Linked DNA regions of Mus musculus: regions 2 and 3 are each linked to region 1. Evidence: chromatin loops called from intact Hi-C (ENCODE). Cell type or tissue: heart. All regions are shown on one strand. Each heading gives the region's core, and the rest is flanking DNA. Links, peaks and the distances in the headings are about the cores only. Region 1 has its middle 16 kb from the start of Gm45938. Region 2 overlaps Zfp366 (zinc finger protein 366). Region 3 has its middle 69 kb from the start of Zfp366.

Region 1 (7,884 bases), core at 3,103-5,602:
TGTGGTGTGATATGTGAATGTGTGTGTAGTGGTTGAATGTGTGTGGTATTTACGTGTGTGTGTTTATATGTGTGAGTGTGGTGTGTATATGTATGTGTCTATGTGTGTTGTATATATATGTGTATATGTGTGAGAGTGTGTGTTATATGTATGTGTGTGTGGTGTATGTGGTATGTATGTGTGTTTGTATGGTGTGTGTGTAAATGGTGTGTGTGTATGTGTGTGTGTGTGTGAAAGAGCAAGGCTCTAAAGTGATTTGCCTGAGCAATATGTGGACAGTTTTCATCAACTAAACTGGAGAGGACATTAGGGAATAAGTCTGTGGGGGGAAAGATGAAAATGCAGGTCTCCGTTTGAAAGTGCTGTGTTGTGATGCCTCAGTAACACGCAGATGACAGTTAGGCGGATGGTCTGGAGTTTAGAGAGTGGTTTGGACTGCCTAGAGAAAAATGGGAGCTCCAAGACATGGCTACAGTATTCAGCCACAAGGCCTGGATCATCATCATCTTCTTCTTCTTCTTCTTCTTCTTCTTCTTCTTCTTCTTCTTCTTCTTCTTCTTCTTCTTCTTCTTCTTCTTCTTCTTCTTCTTCTTCATTTATTTATTTCACTCCAGATTTTATTCTCCTCCCTCATGGTCCAATCTCTAACTGCTCCACATCCCATACCACATCCCATACCTCCTCCCTGTCCCCCTGTCTCCACGAGAATGTCCCCACCCTACCAGACATCTAAACTCCCTGGGGCCCCAAGTTTCTTGAGGGTTAAATACATCTTCTCTGACTGAACCCAGACCGGGCAGTCCTCTGCTGTACATGTGTTGGGGGCCTCATATCAGCTGGTGTGTGCTGCCTGGTCGGTGGTCCAGTGTTTGAGAGACCTCGGGGATCCTGGTTAACTGAGACTGCTGGCCCTCCTACAGGGTTGCCCTCCTCCTCAGCTTCTTTCAGCCTTCCCTAATTCAACCACAGGGGTCAGCAGCTTCTGTCCATCTGCATCTGACCCTTTCAGCTGCTTGTTGGATCTTCCCGAGTACAGTCATGATAGATAATTTTTGTGATCACTCCATAGCCTCAGGAATAGTGTCAGGCCTTGGAACCTCCCCTGGAACTGGATCCCACTTTGGGCCTGTCACTGGACCTTCTTTTCCTCAGGCTTCTCTCCATTTTCATCCCTGTAATTCTTTCATACAGAAACAATTATGGGTCAGAGGTGTGACTGTGGGATGGCAATCCTTTTCCCTCACTTGATGCCCTGTCTTTCTGCTGGAGGTGGGCTCGACAAGTTCCTTCTCCCCACTGTAGGGCCTTTCATCTAAGGTCCCTCCTTTGAGTCCTGAGAGTCTCTCACCTCCGAGGTCTCTGGTACATTCTGGAGGGTCCCCCCAACCTCCTACCTCCTGAGGTTGCCTGTTTCCATTTTTTTCTGCTGGCCCTCAGAGCTTCAGTCTTTTTCCTCACCCAATACCAGATCAGGTTCCCCTCCCCCCCCCCAATCTCTCCACCCTGTCCAATTTCCCTCCCAGGTCCCTCCCTCCCTCCCCACTTGTAATTGCTTTCTTCTCCCTCCCACCTGCCTTGGATGACCTCCAGAGCCAACACTAGTCTTTTCTGACCATCTTGGACGTTTTCCCAGGGTGATGATCAGCCCCCTCCTTTGCTGGACTCCTTTCTCCAAGGGCATTTACTTTCAGGCTCGCTGAAAGCACACAAGTGGTTTCTCTGCTGATTGTCCATTCCATCTAAAACCCAGGAAAAAACTGGGTGGGTTCAGCTCTGCCCACTAAAAGGAACAGGAAGGATTGAATCCTAGGGCTAGGATAAAGCCTCAGGGGTAGGTACCTTGGCAGGTTGGGGCCAAGGCTAAGAGATCACACCTTGCAACAGATCTAAATAAGAGGTTTATTGGGGGAGTGGGGACACGAGAGACAGACAGACAGACAGACAAAGAGACAGTGACAGACAGAGACAAAGAAACCAGGAGACAGAGAGAACATGAAAGACTGATAGCCAGAGCTGTAATGTCCAGAGGGACTTTTTAAAGGGTGAGTGTGATGCATAGGAAAATACGCACAGGAAAACATCTCCCATTGACAGTGGAAACATGCCTCACCTGGCTGAGGTCTGTGATGACGTAAGCTGCTGACACTGAGTCGCCTGAAAGGCGAGCTGGAAAAGCCCGTGATTTATAGCACCTGGAGCCTCCAGGCTGACAGGATCAGGACTGGGCTCTAGGGAGGAGCAGGATGGCAACACTGCCCAGAGAATGACTGGCAAACTGGAATGTGAGAAACTGTTACACCTAAAAGTTGAGATGAGAAAGACCACGTCCAAATGGTCTAATTGAAGCAAGTTTTCTTTTAGAGGAACACTGGGGACTGGCCAGCTGGCTCTCTCTCTCTGAGTTGGAATTTTAGAGAGTAGCCACAGATGTGAGGAAGACAGATGAGCCTTTTATATAGTTCAGGGGTAAGGGAATTCCAAATGAGGGATTTGACAGGGGAAATAGGTGGGGTTACAGGAGCAGAACACAACCACAACAAGTTCGCCAACAACCTCATGAAACACACACGTGATTGTCATTCCTGGAACAGAGCACAGAAACATCTGTAGTTAAGGTTCTAGCCCAATCCTTGAGAAAATAGAGGTTCAATCTTAAATGGAATGAACCTGTTTTGTCTTTAACATAAGATGACTCTTAAGCTTAAGATGGAGACTGGCTGGTTCTCCAAAAAGACCATCTTTCCATTAACCCAAAAAGGAGGTATTCAGAGCCAGTTTTTCAGAGAAGGACATCCAAACATAGGGGTGTGTCATGCCAATATGTGACTGCCGAGGGATGCAGCCAAGACACTAACCCAGACTGCCAAGACGAGCTTCACTCTGCTCCCCAGGCTGCCTACCATCCCCCTCTGTCTTTTCTGTGTCCCTTTTGGCCTTTATTCCAAAGGAGGATGAGAGGAGGGTGGAGAAGGGACACATAGTGATTATGAAAGGAAATGATACACATGAAAACACTTCGAGATTGCAGCACCATAGAGATGCTTCGAAGCATTGCTATTAAACGTGGAAATGGCTTACTGAATTATCCTTTCCCTACAATGGTGAATCATTTTAATTTTCATTTGAATTGCCCACCTACCCTGTGGGAAGCCGCCCTCACATTCGCGGTTACAAGATGGCGCTGACATCCTGTGTTCTAAGTGGTAAACAAATAATCTGCGAATGTGCCAAGGGTAGTTTTCCACCCCATGTGCTCTGCCTTCCCCGTGACAACAACTCGGCCGATGGGCTGCAGCCAATCAGGGAGTGACACGTCCTAGGCGGAGGATAATTCTCCTTAAAAGGGACGGGGTTTCACCATTCTCTCTCTTGCACTCTTGCGCTCTGGCTCCTAAAGATGTAAGCAATAAAGCTCTCTGGCTCCTAAAGATGTAAGCAATAGAGCTCTTGCTCTCTTGCTCTCTTGCACTCTTGCTCTCTTGCTCTCTTGCGCTCTTGCTCTCTGGCTCCTGAAGATGTAAGCAATAAAGCTTTTGCCGCAGAAGATTCTGGTTTGTTGCGTCTTTCCTGGCCGGTCGCGAACGCGTGTAAGACTACCCCAAGACCAACTGTTGAAAGAGGACAAATGGGGATCTATGCTTGACAGAGGAATGCTCAGATCAGTAAAACAAGATTACAAGGAACTCAGAAACCCGCTTGCCTCAGAAGCACCACGCAGTACAAGAATTGCTAACCATTCAGTGAGAAGCCAGTCTTCACAAAGGAGGCTGTTTGTCTGTTCCTTGTCTTTGAGGTGTTCTGATTTGGGGCCAGCCTACCTAGCAAAGAAGTACTGGTAGAGGCAAATCATGAATCATTGAGATTGATAATTTGCCTCACAACTGAAGAACTAGTTGGGGATCACAGTGAGAAAGGAAGAAAATAACGTTAACCCAAAGGAAAAGCTGATGGAGAAGCCTGGCTTCCTGCCCCGCCCTCAAGCCCAGTGAACGGAAAGGGAAACAGCACAGAGCATTCAAAGTCCTTTAAGTGAGAAAGCAGGTTGCGCATCCTCTAGCTGCTCGGGACCTTCTCTTGAGGAAACAGGCAGATGTGTTTGTGAGTGGTTATCTGAACGTGACCCCTAGTGTCCAACTTGGACAGCACTCACAGAGAAAAATCTTTGTTAAAGGAAGGCCGGAAACTGTAGGACTATGTAATAACATTGGGGCTATGAGAGATTTCATCTAGTTTCCTATTTTACAAACGAGTGGTTAAGGCCAAGGAATGGTAAGATGACTTGGGGGGCACATCGGTGGTGACAAAGCTGGAATGGAGCCCAGGTATTTTAATTCTAGTTCAATTTCTTGAGCATTTTGTTTTAGAGAATGATTGACACTAGATAGTCTGTGATAAGATCTACCTACAGAAGAACATGAGGATCAGTGTTTCGTTACACAGACTGGAATATGAAGTGGGCATTGATACCATCTATACACACTATGATCTGAAGCAATGCTAGTCAGTAACTAATTTTGGGGGGGGGGATTGGTTTATTTGTTCTGTAGATAGTATTCTGCCTGCATGTATGTCTGCAAACCAGAAGAGGGCACCAGATCTCATTACAGATGGTTATGGCCACCATGTGGTTACTGGTAATTGAACTCTGGAAGAACAGTCAGTGCTCTTAACCTCCGAGCCATCTCTCCAGCCCCCAGTAACTAAATTTTTAATTGCTCATCTTTGGTATGTGTGTATTTGTGAGTCATGTGGTTGCCAGTGTGTGCAGAGTCCAACTTTATCTTTCTAATATATTAAAGTTTGTTTTTTGTTTGTTGTTTTACAAGGCAGGGTTTCTCTGTGTAGCCATGGCTGTCCTGAAGCTCACTCTGTAGACCAGGCTAGCCTCGAGATCTGCCTCCCTCTACTGCCTGAACACTGGGATCATAGGCGTGTACCACCACTGCCCAGCTAAAATTTGATTTTTTTTCCCCTTCAGTATAATTATTTTATGTATATGAGTGAGTGTGTTCCTGCACCACATGTGTTTGGTGGCCACATGGGCAAACAAAACAGTATCAGATCCTTTGAAACTGGAACTACCAAGGTTATAAGCCACCATGTGATTTACAGATAACTGAACCTGGTCCTCTAGAAAGAGCAGCAACTACTCTTAACTGCCAGCCCACCTCTCTTGAGTTCACCCTTCAGTTTTTTATGACAGAGTCTCTCCCTGGAGCTCACTGAGTAGGGTAGGGTGGCTAGCCAGCAAGCCCTAGGTATCTGCTCGTCTCCTCCTCTCGCCAGTGCTGGGATTTTAAAAATCATGCAACCACACCCAGTTCTTTTATGTGAGTTCTGAGAGTTGAGTTCATGTCCTTGAACTTGCAAGACAAGCACTGGACTGCCCGAGCCCTCTCCCCAGCCTCGTGTTAGGCACTGTTGAAGTTTTAGACCTTTCCATATTTTCTCCATTACGCACCACACATTTCAGTGACAAATTATGGCATTTCTTCCTGGCCCAAGGTTCATAATGATCTTCAAAGGGAAGAAATGATATCATGTAACTGGAACATTCACTGAGGACGGGAGTCAGATGCACAGAGTCTCCTGAGATCTCCAGCTACGGACATTTGTGTGTGCAGCTGTTACATTCCACCCATTTCCTGTCCTCCTGCTCCCAGCCTGCTGAGCAATGCCAAAGGACATCTTGTCCCCAGGCCTGCTCATGCTCCTAGGGACCCAGCCGATCTCACTCAGCTAGCTCCTAGCATCCAGAGGTATTTGGGTCACTCCCTGCCAGACTCCTGCCAAAAGCCCTTCCACATTCCTCTCTCCTCTCCCTCTTCTCCACTTCTCCGCCCCCTGACCATATAAGATCATTCGGTGTGACCTAACAATGTGCCTCTTTACCCACCCACCTCAGACCATGTCTCAAAGGTGGAAATGCTCTTTTCTTTTCAAGGTCTTTTCTTTACACTTGAGACTCTCTCCTAGACACTCCTCCATCAGCCACCAGCACTTTGCTCCATTTCTGTTTTCCCCCCTCCTCTTTCCAGCTTCTCTTGCCCAGAAAAACACCGACTTTCCCTTAAACTTAGAAAAGACTCTTTTAGCCCATTCCTCAAGTTAAAGCCATCTCTGCCTTTTGTTTTATTTGAAGTTTGCTTGGTGAGGTATATTCCCCAAGTCTTTAATCTGTGCTTCTCTCAATTTGTTTCCAATGGTCTCCTAATATCACATGTGTAGAAAATTTAAATATTCAAAATTTGATCCACCATGGACAGAGAGGGCAGCTCTCAACAGTATCGGCCACTAATGCAGAGAGTCATGGCTGGTGAATGTGGTGAGAAAGGAACTTGAGTGCTCAGCCCTAGGAGAGACATCTTTGCTAACTAACCCTACCCCTGCTCCTCCAAGGCTCAGGAGACAGAGGAAGAGTAGGGAGAAAGTGAAAGTTTTTCTCTGCTGGTGAAATGAGCCAATTCAAACCAGATTGGAGAATATAAGGGGGAGCCCTTCATGGGGAGTGACTTCAGGGTCCCAAGAAATGAGGCCAGGAAAGTGGCCCAGGGTGAGGGAGACAGGGGTGGGGGATGGGGGTGGGAGGAGTGGCTGGGGAGGAGGGCAGACAGAAATCGAGAAAGGGCTTGCTCACAAGAGGGAGAGAAAATACAGAGAGAGAGGGGGAGGAGGGAAAGGAAGGAGGGGGAGGAAGAGAGTGGGAGTACTGAGGAACAGGGAGGGAGGGAGGGAGGGAGGGAGAGAGAGAGAGAGCACAAAATGCCTGGATTGTACCGGGAGGAGCTTATGGGGGAGGGGAAGCCCAGCCCCTGGGCTGTAAAATTCAGGGTAGAGGGCAGGGTATGCCAGCCATGCCCTGTATACATAGAGACTGAAGGATGCTGGGAGAACCTGGAGCTCTGGTCCTCTTTGGTGTGTAAAATATGCACCTCCACCACTTGTCCTGGATCTGAACTGCATCAGAAAGAACATAAGAACTGGAGGGTGGGGAGGAGCGACGTGAAACGTCTTCTGGATCCGAGATGGCGATTGTACTCACACCGTACTTAGGCAGATGTGGCTCCCTGCACAAGGTCAAGTCAGCCAGAGAATTCAGTCACAGATTAAGGCGGTGTTCTCTAGGCCCTACCCCTACTGAGGAGCTACTAGCAATTGATAAGCTACTGGGGAAGGAGAACCGGCTTTTTGAGGGCGTGGTCGCTGGTAGGTTTTCTATTCCCAGTGGATGGTCCCACATGCATGCACATATAGATGGTACTAATTGAATCCAGTGGGGAAGAGGAGGAAGAGGAGAAAACGGAGTTAGAAGAGGTAAGTATGGAGGGACATGGGAAATATAGAAAGAGACTGGCATGGATATGACCTATTTCGTGTGAGAAATGGTGTATACATGTGAGAAATTCTCAAGAGTTAAGAAAATTACATAATTATATAAGTGTAATTATTTAGAGGGCTCTAAATTCGACTCTGATATAAAGAATTTTGCTCATTACACTCAAAGCCCTAATGTTAGTTTTCGGTCTTTTCTCATATGCTGTACATATGTGTCTCAATACCCAAGTTAGACTGTGAGTTCCTTTGGAAAGCCATCTCAGCTTCCCTTCTGTACTGGCTAGTTCTGTGTCAACTTGACACAGCTGGGGTTATCACAGAGAAAGGAGCTTCAGTTGAGGAAATGCCTCCATGAGATCCAACTCTAAGGCATTTTCTCAATTAGTGATCAAGGGGGAAAGGCCCCTTGTGGGTGGGACCATCTCTGGGCTGGTAGTCTTGGGTTCTATAAGAGAGCAGGCTGAGCAAGCCAGGGGAGGCAAGCTAGTAAAGAACATCCCTCCATGGCCTCTGCATCGGCTCCTGCTTTCTGACCTGCTTGAGTTCCAG
Region 2 (7,884 bases), core at 1,915-4,414, 100 kb before region 1:
AGATTTGCATACCACTCCCTCCCAGTCCTTCCTTCTCCCCACCTTGCATTTGAAAGGCTTCACATCCGAGTGGACGATCATGTGAGCCTTGAGGGTCTGCTTCTGCACGAAGCTCTTGTAGCAGAGATGACACTGGTAGGCACGGATGTTGGTGTGGATCAGCACGTGTCTCTTCATGTTGGCCAGCAGGGTGAACTCACGCCCACAGATCCCGCATTTGTGTTCCTTCACACCCTGCGCAGAGGCAAGATTCACAACCAGTGAGGGCTGAGTGTTAACCAGGCTGTCGTGAGTGTGACAGGCTGTTTGTTGTTCCTTGACACGTACATCCACAAGAAGTGTGGAGATCAAAGTGAAATCTTAAATGACACAGCTTTAGTCACGTTAAATTATGATTTCCTTGGAAGTGTTGATCACATAATCTACTGTTTTCTTTTCTTTTGAACATAAACTAACCGACTACTAGAATAAAAGAAACCCTCTGTTGTTCCCACTGCTGCTGGGTTAATTCTACAGCAATGGGATGAGAAGATTAATAGAGAAGATTTTGGTAAGAGCACTGTAAAATGATATGTGAAATGAGTCTATAATCTGGCTTTCAGGAGGATGGAAAGAATCTAAACTGAATGTCGTTTCCCACAAGGAAGCCAGTGTTTCGCCAGTTCTCACTAATGGACTCAAAAATCCCCAAAGAGCCACGCATCCTTGCTTCAATCAATTATAGCCAGATAATCACCCTCTCCTGTTGGTCCTCTGGGTTCCCACAGGCCATGTTGACCCATGGGCCATAACTCCAGAGCCTCCTGTAGTTCAGCTGCTTCTGTTGTGGAAAATTGGCAAGGATAACCTTCTAAATTGAAAAATAGAACAGAAGGTTGTCTGGCTTCCTTGCTGTCTAGAGAGCAGTGTTTGAATGCTTGAGTCCTGAGGCCTTCAACACAGAGCCTTTCCAGGGACTCACAGACTGTTAGTGATCTTAGCAACCTTCACTTCCCAGAAGAAGCCTGTGCAAAATGTCTCCATCTACAGTGACTTAAGAACAATTTCAGATTTGTTGATTGTATGTATGTGAATGCTTGTGTGTGTGTGTGTGTGTGTGTGTGTGTGTGTGTGTGTACTACCTACGTGCTTAGTACTTGAGGATGTCAGAATAGGAAATCAGTTCCCCTGGAACTGGAGTTACAGATGGTTGTGAACCACCACGTGGGTGCTGGAAATGTTCTCAGGTCTTCTGCAAGAGCAACGAGTGCTCTTAACCACTTAGCATCTCTCTAGACCGCTAGTGGCATTTTGATACAGGGCTTCACTATGTTGCTGAGTCTAGTGTTGAATTCCTGGATCGAAGTCATCCTCCTGCTCCAGCCTCCTGGGTAGCTGGGACTACAGGCGTAGACTGTCGTTCCAGGCAAGAATGACTTAAGAAGGAAGATTCAAAGAACCTTGGCACTAAAATGAGGATTAGAACAAGTTATCAAGTTAACACCTTAAGGATCCATACTGTCTGCTATCCATAAGTTGTCTAAGGAAGGAGAGATTCCAAGTTAGCTCTAACGTTAGCCAGACCCTCACTTATTTAAGTTGGGGGCATGGTAAGAGGTTAGCAGTCTTTAGTTTGGTGAACTCAAAGCACTAAGGGGTGGGTTCATGCCTCTGTCTAATCATCTACTGATTATGAAACCTTAAAGAGTTAAGTCCCAGGGTCTTTCTTGGTGAAGATTTGTCTTCTCAAGATGAAGAGGTGGGGGCTGGGCACATAACACTGTCGGTAAAGCACTTGCCTTGAATGTATGAAGTCCTGGGTTGGAACCCCAGCCACACATTAACAGGTGCAGTGGCATATGGCCATATTCCAGCTCCCAGGGAGCAGGAGGACCAGAAGTTCAAGGTCACTCTCTGCTTAAAAGCAAATTTGAGACCATCCTAGGAAAAGCCCTATTTCAAGAAAAGAGTCTTAAGACTTCTTGGGTTCTCTCTGATGCAAAGGCTTTCTATCCTAAATGCTTACAGATAAGGACAGGGTTATGTTATTAAAAAGACCCTGGAATCAACTTTCTCTCAAAACTAGGTTTTAATGCCCCCCCAGATGAGTTTTGTAAATGATTTACATATTCAGTGCACTTTAAATCATAAAATCAGCAACAATTATTTTCTTGACGGGCTTTCAAATTTATTATAGCAGCCTTTTCCTTCTGGCCTGCTGTTCTGTGGGGCTAAGGACAGCTCAGTGCTTGCATGCCTAAGTCCATAGGTTCAATTCTCAGAACCTATATATAGCGTAGGGGACAAAGGAGAAGAAAAAAAGAATGATTTTTCTCTGGGCTTGGGTAAGATCCAGTTTTCTTGGGACTACAGAGAAGGTATTTATCACTCTCTTGGGAATACTTTAGAGAATTTTGTTTCCAAACTAGGATTCACAAATGGCTGGCATAGAAGACAGAGAAGAAGAGCTGGACACACTATTGAATATAAGAGAAACTACTGCCTTTCTGAAAGTACCAATGAAACTAGACAGAAGAAGGAGCCCGTGAGAGCCGTTAGAGCCAGGAGGCGGGGCTGGGGGTGGGGTAGGGTGGGGTCTTGATAATACAGTGGTTAGGAATTTGGTGTTGGCTGGGCTGTGGTGGCGCATCCCTTTAATGGCAGCCCTCAAGAAGCAGAGGCAGGTGGATCTCTGTGAGTTTGAGGCCAGCCTGGTCTACAAAGGGAGTTCCTGGACTACACAGAAAAACTTCATCTTAAAAACCAATAAAACAAAACAAAAACCCAAAGAATTCAATGTTGGGTCTAGGGAGTTTAGCTCAGTGGGTAAAATGCCCAGTAGGCAAGCATTCACAATGCTCACAGAAAAAGCCATGCATAGCAGGTTGTCTTTAATCCTGGCACTAGGAGGCAGAGTTAGGAAAATAGCTAGAGGCTCACTGGCCAGACTCTCCTAGCCAGTAGATGAACTTAGTTCAGTGAGAGAACCTATCTCAAAAACTAAGTGGAAAGTAACAGCAGACACAGGAAGTCAACCTCTGGCCTCTATGTGCACACACACGTGCATTTTGCACGCCCAAGCAAACATTCACAAAAAAAACAAAAAAAAACAAAAAAAAAAACAAAAAAAACTACCTAAATAAAACAAATAAACAAATAAAATAAAATAAATAAATAAAACAAATAAAATAAAATAAATAGATTTGGGTGCTGGTGCTGCTGTTCTGAGAGACTGAAGTGTCTTCACTTTCAGTCAGAAGCAGACCCAGCACCCTGGAGAATCAGGAGGAATGAGGTACGAACCACCACGAAGCAAGCACCCGGTGTTTGCCCATGTGTCTACCAAAAGCACACTTTGTTTAACAATGTGAAGAAAACCTATGTTGGACAACAGGTTGTTTTTTCCATTTGAAGTTCATTTTCTATTACCTTGCCAAATCCATATGGTCTAAAATCAGTAACCTTTAACTCCTTTCCCATACACACAGGAACCCCTGAACTAAGCCAGAGGTGCCTTTGGGGCCAAATCTAAATCCAAGTCCTCTGTCGATGGTTCCCCTCACTTGTCAGCCAGTTCCCCTCAGATGCGTCTATGAATGCCTTTTGTCCAGCAGGAAGTACATCTCTGCTGCTGAGCCAGAGAGCACTGTGTTTTGTCCCCAGCGGAGCAGAGCTGCAGCTGGCCTCAGCTGGCCAGCCCTCTGATGACCTTTGGAAATAAAGGATGTTTTAAAGACTCTGGTTTGCTAGAAGTCTTTCTTGCCAAGAAAACCACTGAGTTCAAGGGTAAGACTAGAGGTCAGCAGAGGCAAAAGTCCCCTCTTGGCAGGTCAAAGCAGACCTAAGTAAAAGCTCAGTTGAGAAAGATCTCACGATGATGCCAGCTAGGGGCTTGCCTATTCCTGTGATGAACTCCAAGTCACTAGTTACAAATGAGGCAGAACTTCAGCCTTGGATCTGTGTTGCTCCCTGAAGATCTGAGTGGGGGGGGGGGGGAGAAAAAAAAACAGCAGAGAAGGGTGCTTCCTTCTGCTTCTCACAGACTAACGAACCCAAGAGGACAGGGAAGAGCAGGCCCCGGGAGACTAGCTAAACTCTGCTCCAATTTATAGCCACCTGAAGGAAGCAAATGTCACAGAAGGGCCAGCCAACGAGCCAGAAATAGGCCTTGCTGCAGCTGGAAAGAGCTCTTAGAGAATTCTCTAGAAAGAAGGTTTCATTGGTATAGCCCAGGCATGGCGGTGATTTGAGGTCTGATGACATGTGTTTTGTTGTTATTGTTGTTGATTGGTTGGTTGGTTTTGTTTTGGTTTTTGATAGTGCCCTAAAAGAAGTTTCTAGAAACAAAGCTCGGGGCTTCTTGGGGGCTAAACAGAAATATCACAGCAGCCAGCTGCTTCCTTCATCCTTCCTTACTGTCCTCTCCAAATGTCTGCATTGGTCATTTCCAGTCCCACCTCAGGCTCTAAGGCTATTCCAGGAAAGGGCTTGAATTGATTGCATACTGGCAGGTCTCTCACTGTTTGCTATGTGAGGTGGGAAGCGGGCATATTAGCCAGGGTCACAGAGCTCCTCGGCATTTTAGATAGGAGCAGGGGTCATAGGTCCCCAGTTCTATTCCTTTTCTGGTGATCCAGGGGTGGCAGCCCACCCCTGGTTGTCTCCCTGTCCCTCCCCCACCCCACGGCTCCCATACCTTGTGGGTGAGTGAGTGTTGCTTGAGGTGATGGGGTTGCACGAACTCCATGCCACACTCGGAACAGATATAGGGACGGATGTCCTTATGCTTCATCATGTGATTCTGCAGCTGACTTGGATACTGGAAGGTCTTGTCGCACTCCGAGCAGTTGTACTGGATGGGGCCCCTATGCGTAGTGAGGTGCCTCTTCAGCTGAGCCAGGGTGGGGAAGTCGAGGCCGCACTCCACACAAATGTTTTCGCGCCCGCTGGCGTGTTTGGCCTCGTGGGCCTTGAGCTCGCTGGGGTAGGCAAAGCCCCGACTACACACGCGACAGTTGTGCGGCTTCACCTCGCTGTGCTGCATCATGTGGCGCTTCAGGTGGCTGGTCTGGGTGAAGGCCTTGTGGCACACCTGGCATTTGTGGGGCCGTGTACCCTGGTGTGTCAGCATGTGGGTGTGCAGATGGCTGAGCTGTTTGAAGAGTTTCCCACAACGGGAGCACGCGTGTGGCTTGATCCCGCTGTGGCCCAGGATGTGGGTCACCAGGTTGTACTTGGAGGTGTAGGACTTTTCACAGGTGGGGCACTGCCAGCGCTTCTGAGCCCCACCCACATCCACGTAGTAGCTGTCGTCGATCTGGACGTTCACGTCCACCCTCTCCACCTTCTGTTTGGTCTCCTCGCTCTCCAGGGGTTCCACTTTGCGGGGTAACACTGGCTCGGGGGGCTGCTTGGGCAGGAAGGTGTGCCTGCTGAAGGGGAAGGGTGAGGACGAGGGCACGAAGAAGGGGAACATGAGTCCCGGGTGGACTTTGGGGTAGTAAGGGTAAGGCGCAGGCAGGAAGGCAGGAGGCGTGGGCTGGGGCCACATGGCACTGGGTTTCACCGGCTCTTGCTTGACGGGTTTGCCCCCCAGGTGCTCCAGGGTGCGGTAGAACTGCAGGCCCACATTGCACAGATCGATCATCTGGGAGTCGCACTTGGGGCGCTGTGGCTGCGGGAAAAGTAGAGTGAGGTTCGGAGGGCCCAGGCTCTTGCTCTCCTGAGCAATCGAAGCTTCTTCTGCAGGGTGAGTGTAAGGCACCTTGGTGGGCATGCTCTTCCGTTTCCGGGACCCTCCTCCCTCGAAGACCTCCGGGAATCCATCAAGGTCTCCTGGAGAAGGTTCATACCGAAACTGCGAAAAGGGGCCCCGGAGGGCTTCCGGGAAGGGGTGTCTTTGGGGAGCCTTCCCTCGGGAAGCCTCGGGCTGTAGACAGTGGGGAAAAGAGGGGATGCTTTTCGCAGCAGCGTTGAGGGGCCCGTCCTCATCCTTGACCATCTTCATTGCCTTCTGCATCCTCTGCAGTTTCCCTTTAAAGAGAAAGAAAACTATTGTGTGGTTTTGCTTTGCTTTGTTTCCAATCTTTTGTTTCTGGATTTAAGGGATTTGGTTAGGGATCAATACTAACTTATAAAAAGTAATACTTGTTTATATTGACCCCCTGAGTTCTTGCAAACTCAGCTGCTAATGTGGCTAGCCATCCGAGGGGCCTATTGTAAACTCCAGAACCACAGACTTTTAGTACCATAGGGGCTGGGAGTGGATTTGTTCTGGCAGAAACCTGAAAACTCATCTGTCCCCTGTGTTTCCTCCCTCTCCTCCCTTCTGTTTAAAGTGAGGGTCCTAAGGCCCCTAGGGATGAAGTGATGTGTTCACATCGCACAGCTACGCAGTGGGGGGACTCAGAACCGGGTCGCAGTCTGCAGCAGTTCTCAGTCCGAGTTGGAGTTGTATCTATTCACTGATGTTTTAAATGTCTCGTTGCTGAGTTTCTTGCATATGGAAACCAGTTTCCACCGCTTGTGTTGCATCTGTGCTGCACCAGATAAGGATATTCCAAGACCGTGAAGGAGATAAACCTTTACACTGAGCTCAGATAGGAACTTACTTTGAGCAAGATAAGCTGCTGAGGTACATCGAGTAGAGGAGGCTGATATGAAGAGAAAACACGGCTATTCCCATGTTCCCAAGACACTCTGTCAGTTCACACACTCCAAGTCCTCAGTCAGAAGCAATTTCAAGGGCGGTGGGATGCGGGAAGGGCGTTTTCCAAGGTTAGGAATCGCTAAACCTACGGTTGTGTCCCTCCCTTCATACTAATGTGCAAGTTAAGGGCAGCCTGTGGAGCCTGGCATCACTCCTTTGCCCATGGGCTTGGTAATCAAATATTAAATATAGTATAAATAATGCCTACTAACATTTATTTTTCATTTAATAAGTAGAGTTATGTCCCTGGTTTGTTGTTCTTTCTTTGGGCTTGGGACTTAGTAATTTAGAAAGAGAGCTTGTCTGTTCAGCAAATACAAGTCCTGCTTCCCTCACAAAATTCTTACTGACAAAACGCAGGATCTTTCGGCACCCCAGGCAAGTGAGGGTTGGGGGAGATAGATGTCTTGCTTTGCGTCTCAGAGAATGTGGGTGGGCATTAAACAAAAGCTGGGCACTGTTGCTGTCAGAAGACCCAGGAAGTAGGGAATAGTAGAGGCTCTTTGGTGTGTCCCTATGTTTGTTAGGTGGCAAGCAGGCTCTGATCTCTAGATTAACAGTTGTAGGCGTGTAATTTGGACCAAAGGTTTTCTTGATTGGCCTTCAGGAAAGACTGTGGCATTAGACAGAGCAGTAGTGATTCTCTGGAGTTTCCTGTTGGCTAGTGTTGCTTTAGGAAGCCCTATAGAGATAGATTGCCTTGGCAGAGGCTGTTGAAGCGGAAAGGGATTCTTGGAGGCTGTTAGTGCCTGTCACTGTCTGAAGAGCGTACCCCAAACCAAAGTGGTTTTCTGTTTTACTCCAATGTAGTTAAAATAAGCACTTATTCCTAGATTACGCTAGAGAGCTTTATTGGAGAATATGTAGCAAATGGGCATGCCAGAACGCAATGACTTTTTGTTTTTGTTTTGTTTGGTTGGGTTTTTTACTTATTAAGAAGGTACTTAAAAGGTTGTGGCTGGCAATACATGGCCCCCTTCTGTCACACGCTCTCTCTTGTATGGGAAATCTTGGACAGGAACATCATCACAGACTTTGAAACTGAAGATGTTTTAGTTTCGCCCCACTGTTAATATCTTGTTTAATATTTTTGTTTTAGTTTGACACTATGAATTGGTTGCCTCCTTTTTCTATATTAACAGTGATGCTCCTGACATAAAACTAATCTCTAAAGCACATGCTAGCCTTTTTAGGTT
Region 3 (7,884 bases), core at 2,005-4,504, 130 kb before region 1:
GGCAGCCCAGCTCTGAGGGCGCTCCAGGGGAAAGGCAGCACATGCCTGCCTTGGCTGCTTTTTTCTGAATAAGGGCGTCTACCACTACTGTCATTATCTGTCATTCTCCACCGACATCACATTACCCCTCTTGACCCTTCCAACATGGACTTGATATAAGTGATTTCAAGGGGTTTTCAACCTACCAACATTGTGTTGGGTCTGCCGAGGCCCAGACTGAGGGTCTACTGGGTTCTCAGCCTCCAGTGTACAGATAGCTAATGTTCGAGTACCTAGTTCCTGTTATTTAAGGCAATTTAACACCCACCCCCACTCTGTCTTTCTCAAACTGTCTTTCTTTCTGTCTCTGTCTTTCTTGGACTGTCTGTCTTTCTCAGACTGTTTTTCTGTCTCTCTCTGTCTCTCTGTCTCTGTCTGTCTGTCTGTCTGCCTCTTTCTCAGACTATCTTTTTCAGATTTTCTCTCCCTCTTCCTTCCCCTCCCCCTCCTCTCTCTCTGTCTCTGTCTCTCTCCCTCTCTGTTTTTCTTGGACTTTCTCTCTGTCTCCCTTTCCCTCTCCCTCCCTCATCTCTGTCCCTTTAGAGAACCCTGTTTACTAGAGAGTTACAAAGTTTATCTTTAGGATGATACAATTTTCCTGGCAATGAATAGATGTGATAGCTATATGATATTGTGTGAATGTACTTAATGCCAGTAAAGTTTTCACTAGAAATGGTCAACAATACAGTCTGTGTAACTCAATACAAATCCATGGCAGTACCTGTGGTTATCGTAATTATACTCACAGTGTTGCGTCACTAAGCTGTCTCCTGATGGTACCCATTTTCCATAGCACAGAGCCAGGGGAAATGGACGGGCCAATTGTGCCTGGCACTTCGAGTACCTATCTTTCCCAACAGACTGGTGAGATGGAAGCCATTGAGCTCAGCATCTTCCTGTTGATCTGGACCTGGGGATAAGGTTTTGATGCCAATGTCTAGCTTCCAGTTTATGGCATAGTTTTTCCTTGTGGAACTGAGAGATGGAACCTACCTCTTGGCTCACTAGAATCATCTTCTATAATATTAAAATGAAGGATGAGAAGCAGAAGCCCGGCTTCATTCGTATAACCTCCCACTGTCTTACTGAGTTGCTAAAGATTTTGTTGAAAAAAAATATCTCTTATATTGTCCTAAGTCCCCTGGCCAGTTGCCAGATTTTGAATGATGTATCTGCAAAGTTTTTGCCTATCTTATTTGATGTTTGAGCAGTGCCAGTGTTTCTAGATTCCTCGTGCCTCTATTCTGGAACTTTTATGCACAGTTTGAATTCACCATGTTGAGGGGCTAAGGATGTATTGCTCAGTTGGGAGAGTGCTTGTGTAGCCCTGGATTTGATGCTAGCAGCACATCAACTGGGCATGGTAAAGCATGTCTGTAAGGTCAGCATTCGTTGGGTAGAGGCAGGAGGATCAGAAGTCTAAGGCCATCCTTGGCTGCATTCGAAAGTTCGAGACCCACCTGAGCTACGATAGATCCTGTCCCAGAAAGTTATCATAGTGGAAGGATGTATATTTTTGAGTGGCAGCATTTTGTGAGTTCCTCTTTGAGACTTCCGGGTAAGTTCATATTACCAATCTTACCATCTTCTGAAAATACCCCAGGGAGAATCAGAGTCAGTGGCTCTAAAACCTCATGGCCGGAGTAAAGCAAAACATTTGAGTACAGACCTGAGACCAAACGTACAGAGTTCCTGCAGCTACGTAGGAGATGACCAGTGCCAGGCACCCAAGCCCTTGACAGTCTAGGCAATTGTCTGTGTCTTCAGATCGGGGCTTAAGGTGTCTGCTAAGTGGCTTAGACTCTGTCATCTGTGGTCACTTCAGAGACATACGTCATTGCTTGATGAACGTTTATTGAACATCCTCTGGGAAGTGCCACTGCCACAAGCAGTTTTTAAAGTTCTGCCTAACCTTGTCTCCAGTTTTGCTTTTTCTTCCCATAAGAATTTTCTAGTTTTTAAAGTGTAAGGAAAGGCAATTGACTCATTCCTGTATGGATACCATCTTGCAAAGTGACAGCTAAGTGTTTTACATATTATTCTGACTTGAATAACCTGCCACTCTAAGTGCTGCCGTTTTCTCCGCTAGACTTGTTACAGGTTGGAAGGTAAGCTATCTGCACACCATAATAAGTACCACAGCGATTGTCTCTGCAAGTCTAGAATGATTAATTGGTTTTTACCTCATCTGTCCCTTCATTCCACAGAAAGTTGGAGATTGTTTTACTCTTACCACCTTCTAGAAGAAGAAACAAAGTCGTTTGCCAGCTTAATATGATGAATCGCTAACCTGGAAGCAATAGCTTTGTGATTCTTCCATATACCTCTTAATATACCCATCTATTTTCCTTATAAAGACCACTCATTTATTAAGATCCACTGTGTGAAGAGACTTACTACATAGGCCAAGCATCAGTTAAGAAGGATTCTACCTACAAATTCAGAACAGAGCCGCTCCCCCACCGTGCCTCTATCATTTGGTGGATAATTCAGCCAGTCTCTTACCCTGTCACCTGTCTTGCCTAGGGGCACTGTGAAGAGGAAACACTTCTGCTTGGAAGTGTTGTTTGAGCCAAGCTAAGAGGATGTTCTTGCATTTCTTTCATCAGGGAATGAAGATGGAGGGTGGAGGTGGGGAGGTGTTAGAGATGATAGACAAATGAGACCTTTGATTTGAGGTCATGGGCCCTACCCCTCCCCTGACACAGACATCCTATTTATCCCATGCTTCCCTGTGCAGATCACTTTGGTGGAGCATGACAATGCAGCAGACACACAAGGACTTTTCCCACATCATACTCCAAACACAGCCACTCTCCAGGGAACATAAGAGAAACTTTTGGGCTTCCACTTCCCCTCCATTTGTTTGAAGGATCAAGAGAACACAGCCCTCTTTCAACAAAAATTAAAAAAGGAAAATCATGAAAAGAGCCAGCCTCCTTTTTTCCTCTCCTTCCCCTTAATATATTGTTGCATCCAGGGAAGAGGAAGCTGTGAGCGCCACTGATACTGAGCCCCCAGGGAGCCCATAAGGGTCACACCCCAGCTACCACGGGGGCTTGTCTTCCTCCATTTGCAGCGGGGATTTGTAGTGCTGGGTGTGGAAGTTGCTTTTGGCTCTGCACTGATGTAAAACAAAGAAAACACACACACAAAAAGAAAAGAAAAAGAAATGTGTGTGATTGTGTATGTGATGTATGAGTGCGTATATGTGCAGTGTGTGTGTGTATGTGTGGTGTGTGTGCATGTGGTGTGTGGTATATGTATGTATGTGTATGTTGAGTGTATGCATGTGTGTGTGTGGTGTGGAGCATGTCTATATGAGAGAGAACTGGTGGGGGAGGGAGGGAGAGAGGAAGAGAGGGAGAGAGAGGGAGAGGGAGAGAGGGAGAGGGAGAAAGAGATAGAGAGATAGAGATAGAGAGAGAGAGAGAGATTCCAACAAAGCAGGTTGTGAGTGCACCTAGGTTCCATAGGGCAGAGAGTTCTTCAATGCAAGACTCTGGAGAAATATTTGATTAATCTTTAGCTATGTCCTGCTGGTCTCCACAGTCTGGCTCAGAACTGTGTGTTCCTTAAGGGTGGAGACAAATTCCTTCCACATGTTTTTGTTTTGGGTTTCTTCCTAAAGAAGGTGCCCAGGAACAATTGTCTCTGTGCCTTGTAACATAACAACACATGTTTATTCCCCATCTCACTAAGTAAGGTGTGCACTAGACCAAATTTTTTTTCATAGCTAGACTTTTAAGAGCTATTTTTTTAAATAAAAATATATTTGGGCCATGAGTTCTCTTTTAAGAATGAAAGTGTTTTTATGTACTTGTTGTATTGGCTGGATCAGAGGGAGCTTGGGGAGCCGGAGCGATAAAAGGGCTCTTCCTAGCATTACATAGTCTTAGTTCTTCCTAGCATTACATAGTCTTAGTTCTTCCTAGCATTACATAGTCTTAGTTCTTCCTAGCATTACATAGTCTTAGTTCTTCCTAGCATTACATAGTCTTAGAGTCTCAAACTCTGCTCTGACATCTCTTCCCACCACCTGTGCCTGTACAATTCTTGCCTGCTTCACTTTTCACCAACTGAAATCTAGACGAAAATAGAGAAACAGATAGACTTAATTCTGTACCATGCAGTACTTAGTAAGTGTGCCGCTCACCCACCAAGCAGAGAGCACGAGCACGCTGGGAGCCACAGACTCTAACTGATCCCTTTAGTCATTATGACAGGAAATGGACTTCACATCAAGGGGTGAGAAAAGTATGCATTTTAGTGTGTGTGTGTATGTGCGCATCCACACATGTGTATTTATATGTACACATGTGTGAAGGCTATTCATCATTAGGTGCTAGCTACCTCGTTTTTTTGAGACAGGGTTTTCTATTGGTCTGGCTTGGAGCTTACCAAGCTGCCTCATCTGGCTGGCCGTGGCCAGTGAGCACAGGGGATCCACTCCTCCCCTCCCCTCCCCTCCCCTCCTGCTCTGGAATTACAAGCACTACCACATCCAGATGGCTGTCCCAGCCCTGCCCCATGCATGGGCTCTGAACCATTAAACTTAAGTCTTCATGTTTGCAAGACAGGCGTTTTACCAACTGACACATCATCCCAGCCCACTTTTGGTTTTTGCTATTAAATTTTCCTTGAGTATAAGTCAAAGATCTCAGAGAGAGAGAGAGAGAGAGAGAGAGAGAGAGAGAGAGAGAGAGAGAGAGAGAGAGAGAATCAGATATCTATTTATGTAGCTCAGGCTGCCACTGAACTCTCTGCATCTTGCCCTAGTCTCATGAGTTCTGGGATTACAGATATGTGTAGTTGTACCCATCTTTAAATTCTTTGTTATCATGTTGTCCTAATAGTGAGTCACACAGGATATTAAAGCTGACTCTTGAGTATCTACCAGCATCCTTCTGGTTACCTTCCAAACCATCTCTTATGTGATAACTAAAATAAGTTTCAAAACTGTGAATATTATGTTCTTTGTTCCTTGACTTTTTATTTCACCCTCACACTGTATCACTATCCCAGTCCTCTGGCCATGACTTCCCTCTATCATGCTTTTTCATACTGCAGGACCTTTGCCCATGTGGTAAACACTACCTGGAAAGCCCTTCCTTGCTTATCCCCATGGCTGCCTTTCTGTCCTTCAGTTCTCAAGTTAAGTGTCATTTATTCAGAAGAGTAGTGGCTGCTTTAATACTGATTATCTATGATTTCATCACATGGCAGACACAGAACTGTAAGCCAAAGTAAACCCTCTTATCCTTAAGATGCTTGGTCACTGCAGTGGTTTAATAAGAATGGCCCTATATGCTCATGTATCTGAATGCTTTGTCACCAGGAAATGGCACTATTTGAAAGGATTAGAAGGATTAGGAGGTATGGATTTGTTGGGGGATGTATGTCGCTGGGGGTGGGTTCTGAGGTTTCAAAAGCCCATGCCAAGCCCAGAGTCTCTCTCTGTGCCTATGGATCAGGAGGTAGCTCTCAGCTACAGCTTCAGCAACTGCCTAAATGCTACCATGCTTCCCCCCCACCCATGATAAAAATGGACTAAACCTCTCAAACTATAAGCAAGCCCCCAGTGAAATGCTTTCTTTTGTAAAACTTGCCTTGGTTGTGGGGTCTCTTCACAGCAACACAAACAGAGATGAGAAAAGTAACTAAGTTAGAACATTTTTATCATGAAGTGGGGCTGTTGCTGGGAATATGTGGTTCTTTGAAGCTATCTGTAGAGGAATGTGTAAGAATGGGATAGAAAAGTCTCCCAATATTATCAGCGGAGATTTGCCATTGTGGTAGGACTTTGGACTATAAGTCTATTTGGAGAAATGCAGAAACTGGAGGCCCAGTTCATGAAGTTCCAGAGGGGTACAAAGACTCTATCCAGAACTGAGCTACAGGCTATTCTTGCTAACAATGCAATGGTATTCATTACCATCTGTCCAGGACAGCTATGAGGATGTATGTATGTGTGGAAATGAACAAAAGTAGGACAACCTTTGTTTCACACCCTAACACCTACCATGGGAGAGACATTCAGTGGCACAGCAGATCAAATGACCTTGCCAGTAGACATCAGCCTCTGACAATAGCTAATATGGTGCTGGAACAAAAAGGCACATTGCATGAAGCAGTCATGGGTACAGAGGTGGGGGGGGGGGACCTGCAGGGTTGGCATCCTGAATTGTAATGATCAGGGCCTAAGGAGTTGCTACCATTCCTGAATGGACCATCTGTGAAGAGTGATGCCAAGCTCCCCACATGAGCCCACTGCTTAAGAAGAACAACCAATCGTTGATGATTGGTTCATTCTTTATCCCAAAGAGACAGCAGGAACAGACCCAGATTCCTGCCTTAAGTTGTTCTTGCTACATGTAAGAACTTAGCCCATATTATTTTGCAAGTCGGTTATGGAGTATTTGTTCTGCTCACACACCATCACATCAAACCATGAGCTTGACTTTACACAGTAAATAAAATCAAGAGATGGGTCCACTGGCTGTATCACATGTATGATACCCACGACCGAATGTTCTCTGTAGTGCTTCTTAGAGGAAATAGTCTATGAGGACCAGGTACTATTCTTCAGTTTATTTGTGGGTCAAAAGCTTTTAAAGGTGTTACATACACAGTAGGAAGACTGAGTGTGTCCTGAGACGAGGTCTAGACTTTGAACCCTGACACATTGCAGGTAAAGGAGCTGGAATTTGCTTCACCTTCCTCTTTTAAGATTCCCTCTCGATAAAAAGCCTACCAGAACCTACCAGAGGAGGTCCATGGAGTTCTATAAAGTGAGATACAGAGAAGATGCCCCCAACCCTGGTTTTCCTCCAAGGAAGGACATGCAGCTGTTTGGAGAAAGCAGTTAGCAGTCAGTCCCCAGATGTGTACCCTGTAAGGTCAGTCCCAAGTACTGGGGTGTGCTCTTATCAGGGCAGCCCACCTCTGGTGCTGAGTGCGGGCTGAGAATAGCTGGAGTAATGGGGTAGGAGAGACCTAGATGTTCCTGACCAATCTGGTCCAACCCTGCTGGCTAGAAGGTCTTTGCCCCAGCTCGGTCTACCAGGACTAACTGGGGCTTAGTCTTAGAACCTTTCTCTTCTTGCTAGGTCTTTCATCTCTTCTTTTCACTTGTGTTACTCATAAATAAATGTCTTACTTACCAAGTCATCTTAGCATCTGCTTCCTGGAGAACAAACTTGCATCAGGCTTTGTGCTTTGAAGCAAGAAAAACCTTAGTACTATGTATTTTGGCAGCTTCCTTTCCAATTTTTCAAGTACTGGTAAATAAGTAACACAGTTCTTTCAACTTTTTTTTTATTTATTTAAATTAACAAAACACAGGCTACATGCCATTTTCAGGTAAACTGCCTGGAAACAGGAAGTAACATTTACAACCTGGCTTGCTAGATACTTGGAGCTTTAGTTTTTAACTGGCAAGCCCAAATTCTGTAGAAAGAGCAACATTTGGTGTAATGTCCAAATATTTGAAGGATTTTAAACGTTAGCTTGGTTACATTTTGTTTCAGCAAAGCAGAGAAAGATCATAATTCAAAGCATAATATTAATATTTTATTGAATGTCTTTGGGGCTCAATAAATACATAATGCACAGTGATTGAGCTTTCTTCAGCAACTACTTACATCCAGATATACCCATTAGCTCCTTTTGGCTTGGGAAAGATTGACTTTGTAGTCATTGGCCAAAGGGATATCCAAGTTTAAAAAACATAAAAGGATGAAAGAGGGATACAATAAACTAAGAAGGATCAACGCAAGCCTGAGTAAAAGGGCAGGAAACAAATTTGCCACTATGCTGGATGGCTAGCTGGTTCAAAGTAATGAT

Evidence for each region. Hi-C counts contacts between places; a loop is a spot of excess contacts. Peaks named below come from ENCODE experiments on the same cell type or tissue, not always from the same donor. Only the 100,000 strongest peaks of a DNase experiment are listed, where the experiment ranks them.
Region 2: it touches region 1 in a loop (2.8-fold over the local background); 4 of 42 quality-filtered maps call a loop at or near these places.
Region 3: it touches region 1 in a loop (1.9-fold over the local background); 2 of 42 quality-filtered maps call a loop at or near these places.

What each region holds. Positions count from the first base shown.
Region 1 is chr13:99,122,917-99,130,800 of GRCm38, reverse strand. No RefSeq gene overlaps it. Among named protein-coding and RNA genes, the nearest start is that of Gm45938, 16 kb to the right of the region's middle. In heart, for the core only: CTCF peaks have their summits at 4,110, 4,414 and 4,617 (motif pointing right); a DNase peak (open chromatin) is centred at 4,060.
Region 2 is chr13:99,226,447-99,234,330 of GRCm38, reverse strand. Zfp366 (zinc finger protein 366) reads right to left here. Exons shown (of 5, transcript NM_001004149.1): 2 at 4,676-6,012; 3 at 43-234. The coding sequence starts at 5,998. Among named protein-coding and RNA genes, the nearest start is that of Zfp366, 46 kb to the right of the region's middle. In heart, for the core only: CTCF peaks have their summits at 2,873 and 3,612; DNase peaks (open chromatin) are centred at 3,640 and 4,010; H3K27ac peaks cover 925 bases.
Region 3 is chr13:99,250,115-99,257,998 of GRCm38, reverse strand. No RefSeq gene overlaps it. Among named protein-coding and RNA genes, the nearest start is that of Zfp366, 69 kb to the right of the region's middle. In heart, for the core only: no CTCF peak of the experiment used is centred there; a DNase peak (open chromatin) is centred at 3,068.